Linked DNA regions of Homo sapiens: region 1 is linked to region 2. A link is a contact called in ENCODE Hi-C or POLR2A ChIA-PET data. All regions are on one chromosome and are shown on one strand. The core of a region is the stretch at or near the end of the contact, and the rest is flanking DNA. Distances in the headings are between cores, read along the strand shown.

Region 1 (5,815 bases), core at 2,944-5,443, 320 kb after region 2:
CTCCCACGAGGTACCTCCCCCAACATGTGGGGATTACAATTCAAGATGAGATTTAGGTGGAGACACAGAGCCAGACTATATCATTCCACCTCTGATCTCCCAAATCTCATCTTTTTCACATTTCAAAACACAACTGTGCCTTCCCAACAGTTCTCCAAATCCTTAACTCATTTCAACATTAACCCAAAAGTCAAAATCCAGAGTCTGATCTGAGACAAGGCAAGTCCCTTCCACGTCTGAGCTTGTAAAATCAAAAGCAAGTAAGTTACTTCCTAGATACAATAGGGGTACGGGCACTGGATAAATACATCCATCCCAAATGGGAGAAATTGGCCAAAACGGAGGGGCTACGGGCCCTATGCAAGTCTGAAATTTAATAAGGACGTCATTGAATCTTAAAGTTCCAAAATGATCTCTTTTGACTCCATGTCTCAAATCCAGATCATGCTGATGCAAGAAGTGGGCTCCCATAGCCTTGAGCAGCTCCTCCCCTGTGGCTTTGCAGTGTGCAGCCCTGCTCCTGGCTGTTTTCATGGGTCGGTGTTGAGTGCCTGCAGCTTTTCCAGGTGCATAGTGCAAGCTGTTGGTGGATCTACCATTCTGGGGTCTGGAGGACAGTGACACTCTTCTTACAGCTCCACTAGGCAGTGTCCCAGTGGTGACTCTGTGTAGGGGCTCCAACCCCGTATTTCCCTTCTGCACTGCCCTAGAAGAGGCTCTCCATGAGGGCTCTGCCACTGCTGCAAACTTCTGCCTGGACATCTAGGCATTTCCACACAGCCTCTAAAATCTAAGCAGAGGTTCCCAAACCTCAATTCTTGACTTCTGTGCACCTGCAGGCTCAACACCATGTGGAAGCTGCCAAGGCTTGGGACTTGCACCCTCTGAAGCCATAGCTCTAGCTGTACCTTGAGCACTTTTAGCCACAGCTGGAGCTGCTGGGATGCAGGACACCAAGTCCCTAGGCTGCACACAGCAAGGGGGCCCTGGGCCCAGCCCATGAAACCATTTTTCCATCCTAGTCCTCCAGGCCTGTGATGGGAGGAGTTGCCTTGAAGGTCTCTGACATGCCCTAGAGACATTTTCCCCATTGTCCTGGTGATTAACATTCAACTCCTTGTTACTTATGCAGATTCCTGCAGCAGGCTTAAATTTCTCCCCAGAAAATGGGTTTTTCTTTTCTATTGCATTGTCAAGCTGCAAATTTTCCAAACTTTTATGCTCTGCTTCCTCTTGAATGCTTTGCCACTTACTTAGAAATTTCTTCCTCCAGATACCCTAAATCATCTCTTTCAAGTTCAAAGTTTCACAGATCTCTAGGGCAGGGGCAAAATGCTGCCAGTCTCTTTGCTAAAGCATAGCAAGAAGACCTTTATTCCAGTTCCCAACAAGTTCCTTATCTCTATCTGAGACCACCTCAGCCTGGACTTCATTGTCCATATTACTGTCAGCATTTTGGTCAAAGCCATTCAACTAGTCTCTAGGAAGTTCCAAACTTTCCCACATCTTCCTGTCTTCTGGGCCCTCCAAGTCTCTGGGAAGTTCCAAACTTTCCCACATTTTCCTGTCTTCTTCTGAGTCCTCCAAACTGTTCCAACCTCTGTCTGTTACCCAGTTCCAAAGTAGCTGCCACTTTTTTGAGTATCTTTACAGCAGGACCACACTACCTTGGTATCAATTTACTGTATTAGTCCATTCTCATGCTGCTATAAGGACATACCCAAGACTGGGTAATTCATAAAGAAAAGTAGTTTAATTGACTCACAGTTCTGCATGACCAGGGAGGCCTCAAGAAACTTACAATCATGGCAGAAGGGGAAGCAAACATCCTTCTTCACATGGTGACAAGAGAAAGAAGTGCAGAGCAAAGAGGGGAAAAGCCCCATGTAAAACCATTGGGATCTCATGAGAAATCACTCACTATCACAACAGCAGCATGAGGGGACCACCCCATGATCAAATCACCTCCAATGAGGTCTCTCCTGTAACACAAGAGGATTACAATTCAGATTACAATTCAAGATAAGATTTGGGTGGGGACACAGAGTCAGACCATATCAAGCCCTATCAGAGCAACATGAATTCTGCAAAAATTGAAACAAGAACAAACACAAAATGTATGACTCAGGTGCAGTGGCTCACACCTGTAATCCCAGCACTTTGGAAAGCTGAGGTGGGTGGATCACTTCAGGTCAGGCATGTGAGACCAGCCTGGCCAACATGGCAAAAACCCATCTCTACTAAAAATAGAAAGAGTAGCCAAGCACAGTAGCACACGCCTATAGTCCCAGCTACTTGGGAGGCTGAAGCAGGAGAATTGCTTGAACCCAGGAGGTGGAGGTTGCAGTGACCTGAGATTGTACCACTGCATTCCAGCCTGGGTGACAGAGCAAGACTCTGTCTCAAAAAAAAAAAAAAAAATTATGATGAAGCTTGGATAAAAGAATGGTGAAATCATTGATGCTTTACAAAATATTTATGAGGACAATGACCCAAAGAAATCAACAGTTTACAAGTGGACTACTTGTTGTAAGAAGGGTTGAGACAGTGTTGAATATTAAGTCCACAGTGGCAGACCATCCACATCAATTTGCAAAAAAAGAAAATTAACCTTGTTCATGTCTTAACTGAAGAGGACTGATGATCAATAGCAGGAGAAATAACCAACACCATTAGACATCTCAATTGGTTCAGCTTACACAATTCTGACTGAAAAATTAAAGTTGAGCAAACTTTCCACTCGGTGTGTACATAAACCAGCTGCAGGCAAGAGCAGAGCTTTCAATGGAAATTTTAAACAAGTGGGATCAAGATCCTGAGGCATTTCTTCGAAAAATTGTAACAGGACATGGAACACGGCTGAAGACAAAGCACAATCAAAGCAATGGCTACCAAGAGATGAAGTGGTCCAGTCAACGCACAGTGAACTGGGCCAGAGCAAAAGGTCATGGCGACATTTTTCTGCGGATGCTCAAGGCATTTTGCTTATTGACTTTCTGGAGGCCCAAAGAACAATAACATCTACATATTATAAGAGTGTTTCGAGAACATTAGCCAAAGCTTTAGCAGAAAAATGCCTGGGATAGCTTCAGCACAGAGTCCTTCTCCACCATGACCATCCTCCTACTCATTTTTCTCATCAAACAAGGGTAATTTTGTGAGAGCTTCTATGGGAAATCATTAGGTATCCATCTTAAAGTCCCGTTTGGCACCTTTTAACTTCTTTTTGTTTCCTAATCTTAAAAAATCTTTCAAGGGCACCCATTTTTCTTCAGTCAATAATTTTAAAAAGACTGCATTGACATGGTTACATTCCCAGGACCCTCCGTTCTTTAGGGAGAAACTAAATGAAGGGTATCTTTGCTGGAGCTTATGTTCAGAAATAAAGTTTATATATATATATTTTGTTTGTTTGTTTGTTTGTTTGTTTTTTGAGACACGGTCTCACTTTGTCGCCTAGGCTGGAGTACAGTGGCATGATCTCGGCTCATGACAACCTCCGCCTCCTGGGTTCAAGCAATTCTCCTGCCTCAGCCTCCTGAGTAGCTGGGATTATAGGTGCATGCCACCATGCTTGGCTAATTTTTGTATTTTTCGTAGAGACAGGGTTTCACCATGTTGGCCAGGCTGGTCTTGAACTCCTGACCTCAAGCAATCTGCCCACCTCGGCCTCCCAGAGTGCTGGGGTTACAGGCGTGAGCCACCATGCCCAGTCAAAGTTTACATTTTTTATTTTTGTATTTTAATCAAATAATCTCGGCTCACTGCAACCTCCTCCTCCCGGATTCAAGCCACTCTCCTGCCTCAGCCTCCCAAGTAGCTGGAAGTACAGGTGCATGCCACCACACCCAGCTAATTTTTGTATTTTTAGTAGAGACGGGGTTTCACCATGTTGGCCAGGCTGGTCTTGAACTCCTGACCTCAAGTGCCTGCCTTGGCCTCCCAAAGTGCTGGGATTACAGGCGTGAGCCACCACGCATGGTCCCAAGAACTTTTTGAAGTCCTCTTGTACACACAACAAAATATTATTCAGTCTTAAAAAGGAAGGAAATTCTGACACATGCTACTACCCTGAGGATATTATGCTAAATGAAATAAACCAGTCACAAAAAGACAAGTATTGTTAAGTCCATTTATATGAGGTATCTAAAGTAGTCAAATACATAGAAACAGAAAGTAAAACAGTGATTTCCAGGCATGAGGGGGAGGGCAAAAAGGGGAGTTGTTTTTCAATGGTTATAGAGTTTCAGTTTTACGAGATAAAAAGTTTTGTAGATCTGTTTCACAGTCACGTGAATATACTTAGCACTACTAGATTGTTCACTTGGAAACGGTTAAGATGGTGAATTTTATGTGTTTTTTACCACGATTTTTAAAAGCTTTAAAATTTAGTATACATAGCAAAGGAATAGAGAATAAAGTAAATATTGTCATAATCTTACAGGCTAGAAATAATTAGCATTATTGGTATGTGTTCTTCCATACTTTTTTCCCTATGAATAGACACATACATACACAAACACACATATTTATTTCAATTAAATATGAGATCACACTATACCCACTTAATAATTGAAAAGGATATCTTTTCACTGTAATAAACATGTTTTCATGCTCCATTTTAATAGCTGCAGAGTTTTTTACATATTAGATGTGTGGCAGCGTAAAACTTTGGCAGCAGTTCTCAAAATTTCTGATCCCAGGAACCATTTACACTATTACAAATTACTGGGGATTCCAAAGAGTTTTTTTCACATGGGTTACATCTGCAATATTTGATGCACTAAAAATTAAAACTGAGACATTTAAAAAATATTTGTTAAATAATTAAGAGTAACTATAACAAATACTTTTTTTCTTTTAGAGACAGGATCTTGTTCTGTTACCCAGGCTGAAGGTCAGTGGCATGATCATAACTCACTGTAACCTCAAACTCTTGGGCTCAAGCAATCCTCTCACCTCAGCCTTCCAAGTAGCTAGGACTGCTGTCAAGTACCATCACACCTGGCTTATTTATGTATTTATTATTTTACTTTAAAGTTCTGGGACACATGTGTAGAACATGCAGGTTTGTTGCATAGATATACATGTGCCATGGTGGTTTGCTGCATCTATCAACCTGTCATCTAGGTTTTAAGCTCCGCATGCATTAGGTATTTGTCCTAATGCTCTCCCTCCCCTAGCTCCCACACCCCCCGACAGGTACCGGAGTGTGATATCTCCCTGTGTCCATGTATCCTCATTGTTCAGCTCCCACTTATGAGTGAGAACATGCCATGTTTGGTTTTCTGTTCCTCCTGGCTAATTTTTAAAAAACATCTTTTGTAGAAATGGGGGTCTTGCTATGTTGCCAAGGCTGGTCTCGAACTCCTGGCCTCAAGTGATTCTCCTGCTTTGTCCTTCCAAAGTGGTGGGATTACAAGCATGAGCCACTGCACCTGGCCATAAACACATTTCATATTAATATAAATAGCATATTTTTATTAAAAAAACTATGTTTAAAACAAGAAAATCAGCGAGAAAAGTAGCATTGTTTTATCTGCAAATCACTTTAGTGTCTCACTTAACAAAAGGCGGCTGGATTCTCACTTAACAAAAGGTGGCTGGATTCTTACATGAATATCAACATTAAATTTGTTACATCATAATACATCATGTAGTGTCTGGAAAATCGCACTGTCCTCTCAGGAGAGAATGAGGGTGAAAGGAACAAATGACATTTTAATATTATTATGAAAAGAGTTTTGACTTCACAGACCCCTTGCAGGGGTCTCCAGACTCTTAGGAGGTCTGTGGACCACATCTTAGGAATTGT
Region 2 (6,261 bases), core at 2,227-4,726:
ACTAATATAATGCTGTAACAGTTAGTTTTCTTGGTATTCCTTAATCCAATCAAGTTGATACCTAAAATTACCATCAAAGGACATGTGGATATTCAGGTGGTCAGAGGGACATATTGTAGTAGAGACTGCTGATTGTCCCTCTAAACTCATTCTTTCCTATTTCTGGGCACAAGGCTGCCCAACTGGAAATTAAATTTCTAGTCTCATTGGTGGTCATATGATTAAGTTCTTGCCAATGGAACATGATCCGAATTGATGTGGGCAATCTCCTAACTTTCTGATATGGTTTGGCTCTGTACCCCAACTCAAATCTCATGTTGAATTGTAATCCCCAGTGTTGGGGAAGGGACCTGGTAGGAGGTGATTGGATCATGGCGGCAGATTTCCCTCTTGTGTTCTGGTGATAGTGAATGAGATCTCATGAGATGTGGTTGTTTGAAAGTCTGTAGCACCTCCCGCTTTGTGTTCTCTCTCTCTCCTGCCTTCATGTGATGACATACTTTCTTCCCCTTTGCCCTTCCACCATGATTGTAAGTTTTCTCAGGCTTCCCCAGTCATGCCTCCTGTAAGGCTGTGGAACTATGAGTCATTTAAATCTCTTTTCTTTTTTTTTTTGAGACGGAGTCTCGCTCTGTCGCCCAGGCTGGAGTGCGGTGGCACGATGTCGGCTCACTGCAAGCTCCGCCTCCCGGGTTCACGCCATTCTCCTGCCTCAGCCTCCCGAGTAGCTGGGACTACAGGCGCCCGCCACCACGCCTGGCTAATTTTTTTGTATTTTTAGTAGAGACGGGGTTTCATCGTGTTAGCCAGGACGGTCTCGATCTCCTGACCTCGTGATCCACCCGCCTCGGCCTCCCAGAGTGCTGGGATTACAGGCGTGAGCCACCATGCCCGGCCTAAATCTCTTTTCTTTACAAATTGCCCAGTTTCAGGTAGTTCTTTATAGCAGTGTGAGAACAGACTAATATACATTCTTTTTTTATTTATTTTATTTTTGAGATTTCACTCTGCCACCCAGGCTGGAGTGCAGTGGCACGATCTCAGCTCACTGCAGCCTCCGCCTCCTGTGTTCAATCGATTTTCCTGCCTCAGCCTCCTAAGTAGCTGGGACTACAGGCACCCGCCACCACGCCTGGTTAATTTTTTGTGTTTTTAGTAGAGAAAGAGTTTCACCATGTTGAGCAGGCTGGTCTCGAACTCCTGACCTCAGGTGATCCACCTGCCTTGGCCTCCTAAAGTGGTGGTATTACAGGCATGAGCCACCACGCCTGGCTGAGAACAGACTAATACACATTCTTAAAAGGGATTCCTTCTTCAGGTATTCTTCTCTTTCTCTTTCCCAATAGAGGGAATATGCCATTTATCACACATCAAGATGGCAAAAATCCAAAAGTTTGACATCCTTTGTAGTCAAGGCTGTAGGAAGCTGCACCCCTATATATTTCTGGTAGGAAGGCAAAATGATACCATTCCTATAAAATGCAATTTGGCAATATCTACCAAAATTGTATGTCTATCCTTTGCCTCATTTCTGGTAATGTGTTCTACCTGTACATATATAATGTATGCAAAGGTTATTCATCGCATTGATTAAAAATAACATGTCCTATAAGGATTAAATAAACTAAGGCATACTCTCACTGTGTAATATCCTCTAGCTCCAAAAAGAGTGATTTTGAAAGACTGGACAGCTGGTAAGATGTCCAGCTGTCTTAGTCTGTTTTCTGTTGCTTATACCAGAATACCTGAAACTGGGTAATTTATAAAGAAAAGGAATTTATATCTTAGAGTTATGAAGGCCAAGAAGTCTAAGGTCAAGGGGCCACATCTAATGAGACCCTTCTTGCTGGTGGGGACTTGCTAGAGTTCAGAAGCAGCACAGGGTATCACATGGCAAGGGAGTGACCTTCCTAACATGCTAGCTCAGGTCTCTTCCTCTTCTAATAAAGCCACATGTTCTCTCCCATGACAACCCATTAATCCATGAATAGATCAAGGGTTTTGCCCTCATGATCCAATCACCTATTTAAGGCCCACCTCTAAATACTGCCACATTAAAGATGAAGTTTCAACATGAGTTGTTTGTTTTTTTTTTTTTTTTTGAGACGGAATTTCCCTCTTGTTGCCCAGGCTGGAGTGCAGTGGTGCAATCTTGGCTCACCGTAACCTTCGCCTTCCAGCTTCAAGTGATTCTCGTGCCTCAGCCTCCCGAGTAGCTGAGATTACAGGCACGTGCCACCACACCCAGCTAATTTTTGTATTTTTAGTTGAGACGGGGTTTCTCCATGTTGGTCAGGCTGGTCTCGAACTCCCGACCTCAGGTGATCCGTCCACCTCGGCCTCCCAAAGTGCTGGGATTACAGACGTGAGCCACGGCGCCAGCCCTCAACATGAGTTTTGGAGAAGACAATTATTTCAAACCACAGTACCAGGAAAAGTGCAAAAAAAAAAAACCAAGGCAGAACAATTATGTGGTGTTGCTTGTGAGAGGTAAAATTTTATTTTATTAATATTTGCTTGTATTTGCAGAAATTCTATAAGAATACATGAGTATTGAATGTTATACAAACGCAGGCGACCATATAATCTTCCATTGAAATGGAACGGTTTCTAGAATGAAAGGGAGGATGTTATTATTATTATTATTATTTTTTGAGACCGAGTCTCGCTGTGTCTCCCAGGCTGGAGTGCAGTGGCGCGATCTCGGCTCACTGCAAACTCCGCCTCCCGGGTTCACGCCATTCTCCTGCCTCAGCCTCCCGAGTTGCTGGGACTACAGGGGTGCACCACCTACGCCCGGCTAATTTTTTTGTATTTTTAGTAGAGAACGGGGTTTCACCGTGTTAGCCAGGATGGCCTCGATCTCTTGACCTCGTGATCCGCCCGCCTCGGCTGCCCAAAGTGCTGGGATTACAGGCGTGAGCCACCGCGCCCGGCCGAAAGGGGGGATATTAATCATTACTCCAGGACGACAGAGGGAAAATCGCTTTGTACTGGACAAACTGGAATGTCTGACCAACCATTATAAAGTGCACGGAGTGGGAGGAGGAATAGGGACATTTTAATTGTATTTCTAAAAAGTATCTTCTGTGGTGAATCGGAAACAAAACTCATTCTTTACCACAGGCAGTTTAAGCGCTGCCTGAAAGATCGAAGGACGGTAAACCACAGACGTGAGAAACGGAACTTTGCGAAAACGCAGTCGTTTTATGTACCGGCTACTCATTGGAGTTACACCAGAGACTCACTACTGGAGTTCATCAGCCAATCCAAAGTCCAAGCGTGAGAGCCAGAGCCTGTAGGAGAGACCTGGGCAGGCCTCAGACCTGAGGAGTGGAGCTCCGCATCACTCAACCCTGGGGGCGGAGCTAGCCCAGGCTCCCACACCCGACGCTCTGGCCCACACAGACGCTACTCTGTAGCATCTCAGGTTCCCTCTGGCTGCACTCTGGAGGACCACACTCGTTTTCTTTTTGGCTGCCAGAGGCCCCCGCATCCACCGCTGAGCTGGGAGAAAGATGGCGGCAGCCGTGCGACAGGATTTGGCCCAGCTCATGAATTCGAGCGGCTCTCATAAAGATCTGGCTGGCAAGTGAGTATTTCCCAGGAACGCGGGAGTACAGAGGTGGGGAAAGAAAGCCACAGCCTTAATCTCCTTAGGTTGGCCACGGCTCTTGGGCGTGAAGCTAGGAGCCGGCCTGACGTCCAAGGGGGCGGGCCTGAGGTCGGCTGGGGAGGCAAATGTTGGGAGAAGCAGAAAGCTGGAGGGGACCTTGTGCAGGGGCCTTCGAGGCTATAGACTTGAAATGATTGTCAGCTTGTTCAGTTCTTGATAGAATCTTTCTGGTCCCTTAGGATTTTGGAACAGCGGTCTGAGAGACGACTGCTACCCTGGCCTTAGTAGCCTTCCCTGGTACCTCTTCCCATCGCTGGCCGGCCTCACACCGAATCTGGCCTCTCTTTGGACCTTCCTCCTCTTTTTTTTTGATTCAGAGAAATGTATATTCTGGGGCCTTGATGCTGCGTTTTTCGGGGAGATGGCTTCTTGGGGCTGGCTGAGGTTGAGGCGGTATGGCCGCTGTCATGTCGTCCAGACCATTCAGACTGTCTTCTGTGGGTCCTTGTGTTTCGGGTATTTTCTCTGCCACCAACTCTGATGGCACATAGGCGGAATGTGCTCATATCGTGGGTCAGGATGTCTACAGTAGTGATGTTTGCAGGAATCTGAATTTTGTCGAAATTTATATAGAATGCTTAGGTTCACTCCAAGTTAAAATGTGTGACGTGCCTGTTCTGCAAGCAGTTGTCAACAGTATTAAGCATAGGTAGGTAGACGTATATTGTTCATTTTCTCTTTGTAGATGTCACAGCATTTCTCTTTTGTAATGAACATGCTTTCTGTTTAAAGTATGCCTCTCTAGGCCGGGTGCAGTGGCTCACGCCTGTAATCCCAGCACTTTGAGAGGCTGAGATCACTTGAGGCCTGAGAGATCTGAGAGGGAGGATCACTTGAGGGCAGGAGTTCTAGACCAGCCTGGGCAACATAGTGAGACCCCCCCCCCCGCCGCCACCCGTCTCCGTAAATAAATAAGTAAATAAAGTATGCCTCTCAAGTTGATCTTAATGTTTACATCCTGACAGCTGAAATCACTTTGATGTATATTAATGGGATACACCTGTTCTAACCTGGTCATTGAAATTCTGACTGTTTTAAGTAGGCTAGGCTGCCTTTTCTCTGGTGGCAAACGTAATCTACTTTTATCAGTGGGAAATTCAGCCGTATATTTTGGGCTTAACTACTTTGTGCTGCATTTTCCCACTCAGGAAAATGAAGATAATAATAGGACTTATTCTTGTCTGACATTATCTGAGGACAAGATGAGTATGTGTGTGCATATATACTTACCACACTTATATCACGTAGAACAGTACCTGACATATAGAAAGTGCGGTAAGATTGTTGTTGTTACTATTAAGCTGTCAGTAAATATATATTCACTTATTGTATGGGTTGGAAATAAGTTAAATATGTCTTCATGGCTCAATCCTTTCTGCTTGTAATTTTTATATGGATGAAAGTAAAATCAGCTTATATTTTTCCCCATGCTTCCTTTACTTTTTATTTTGTTAAAGAAGAATAAGTGCATTAGTTATCAAAAGAAATAGAGCTTTGCAAGTATTTGCAGAATTCTGAAACTTAAGTATTTACTTCTTCAGGTCTGAATTGGAGATAAACAATAGTACTTAAAGCGTGCTTCAGTTATCTGTTGCTTTGTAACAAACCAAAAACTTAACCAGTGTAAAACAACTATGATTTCTCAGGATTCTATGGGTTGACTGGACTGCTTTGCTGGTCTTGTCTGGGCTCACTCATGCAGATATAGTCAGCTGGCAACACACCTGGGGCGGGACTCACATGCATATCTTGCTCTTGCCTGGATCTCTCTCTCTCTCTGCACAGTCTCTCATTCAGTAGTTTAGCTTGGGCTTTCTTAGGTGCCTATGAGAGGGGAAGTCGCAAGACCTCTTAAGGATAGCCTAGGAAGTCTCACGTCAGTTCTCTAGTACTGGTCAAAGTAAATCAGAAGACCAGCCCAGATTCAAGGGGAGGGGAAATGGAGCTTACTACTACCTCTTTAGTGGCAAAGTTACATTGCAAAGGAGCCTGGACAGAGGGAGACACGATTCATTGGAAGCCGTTACTGTAGCAGTCTACCACATGGTGTTATTGTGAAGATTAAATGAAATAATGTGCTTGATAACTGATAGCCAGTGCAGTCTTAGCCATAACTCCTTCAGAGCTGCTTTCTGAGAAAAGTCTTGGCCTTGCCTGCATTTCCTATGTGGGCAAGAATGTAGCAGGATATTTATCCTTACAACAACATCAGTTCTACCAGCTATATGCTTTAAGAGAAATACCCTTGAAATATATCAGTGTGTTTTTTTTTAATGTATTTTTTCTTGTATGTACTTTTAATGAAGGTTTTTGGGTGTTTTTTTTAGGAGCTGAGTAACAAAGGATTCCATATTAAAGAATAATGGAATACATTGTTTCTAAAACATCAATACTGTGTGTTCCTAGCAATTGGGATATCTGTAACAGTAGTTGTTCAATAAACGTGGTTGAATTAATGAATAGCTAGAAAGGGGCAGTGCTTGTATTTGAATCCAGGTTCATCTACTCTAAAAAGCTCATTTTAAACCTACCAGACTATGCTCGTTTTCTTGTTAAAAACTCAGTTAGAAATGCTTTCCCATAAC

The links. Hi-C counts contacts between places; a loop is a spot of excess contacts on that map. ChIA-PET counts read pairs that join two places held with the same protein, here RNA polymerase II (POLR2A). Pooled maps may share reads with other maps.
Region 1: a loop to region 2 is called in a pooled map, with 4 times the contacts of the local background. The contact joins the enhancer-like site here to the promoter of COPS4 in region 2. A Hi-C loop is called at or near these places in 6 of 50 pooled maps. POLR2A ChIA-PET finds 5 or more read pairs at or near these places in 5 of 52 experiments (A673, AG04450, GM12878 and 2 more).

Annotation. Positions count from the first base shown.
Region 1 is chr4:83,346,163-83,351,977 of GRCh38, forward strand. No RefSeq gene overlaps it. Among named protein-coding and RNA genes, the nearest start is that of HPSE, 14 kb to the left of the region's middle. Within about 2 kb of position 4,194, at least 4 of the 41 ENCODE cell types and tissues checked have a DNase peak (open chromatin) inside an H3K27ac peak, as active enhancers do.
Region 2 is chr4:83,031,707-83,037,967 of GRCh38, forward strand. It overlaps COPS4 (COP9 signalosome subunit 4), which reads left to right and starts at 3,477. Exons shown (of 10, transcript NM_016129.3): 1 at 3,477-3,592. The coding sequence starts at 3,519. RefSeq lists enhancers at 2,997-3,116, 3,190-3,484, 3,247-3,596, 3,697-3,746, 3,787-3,846 and 2 more.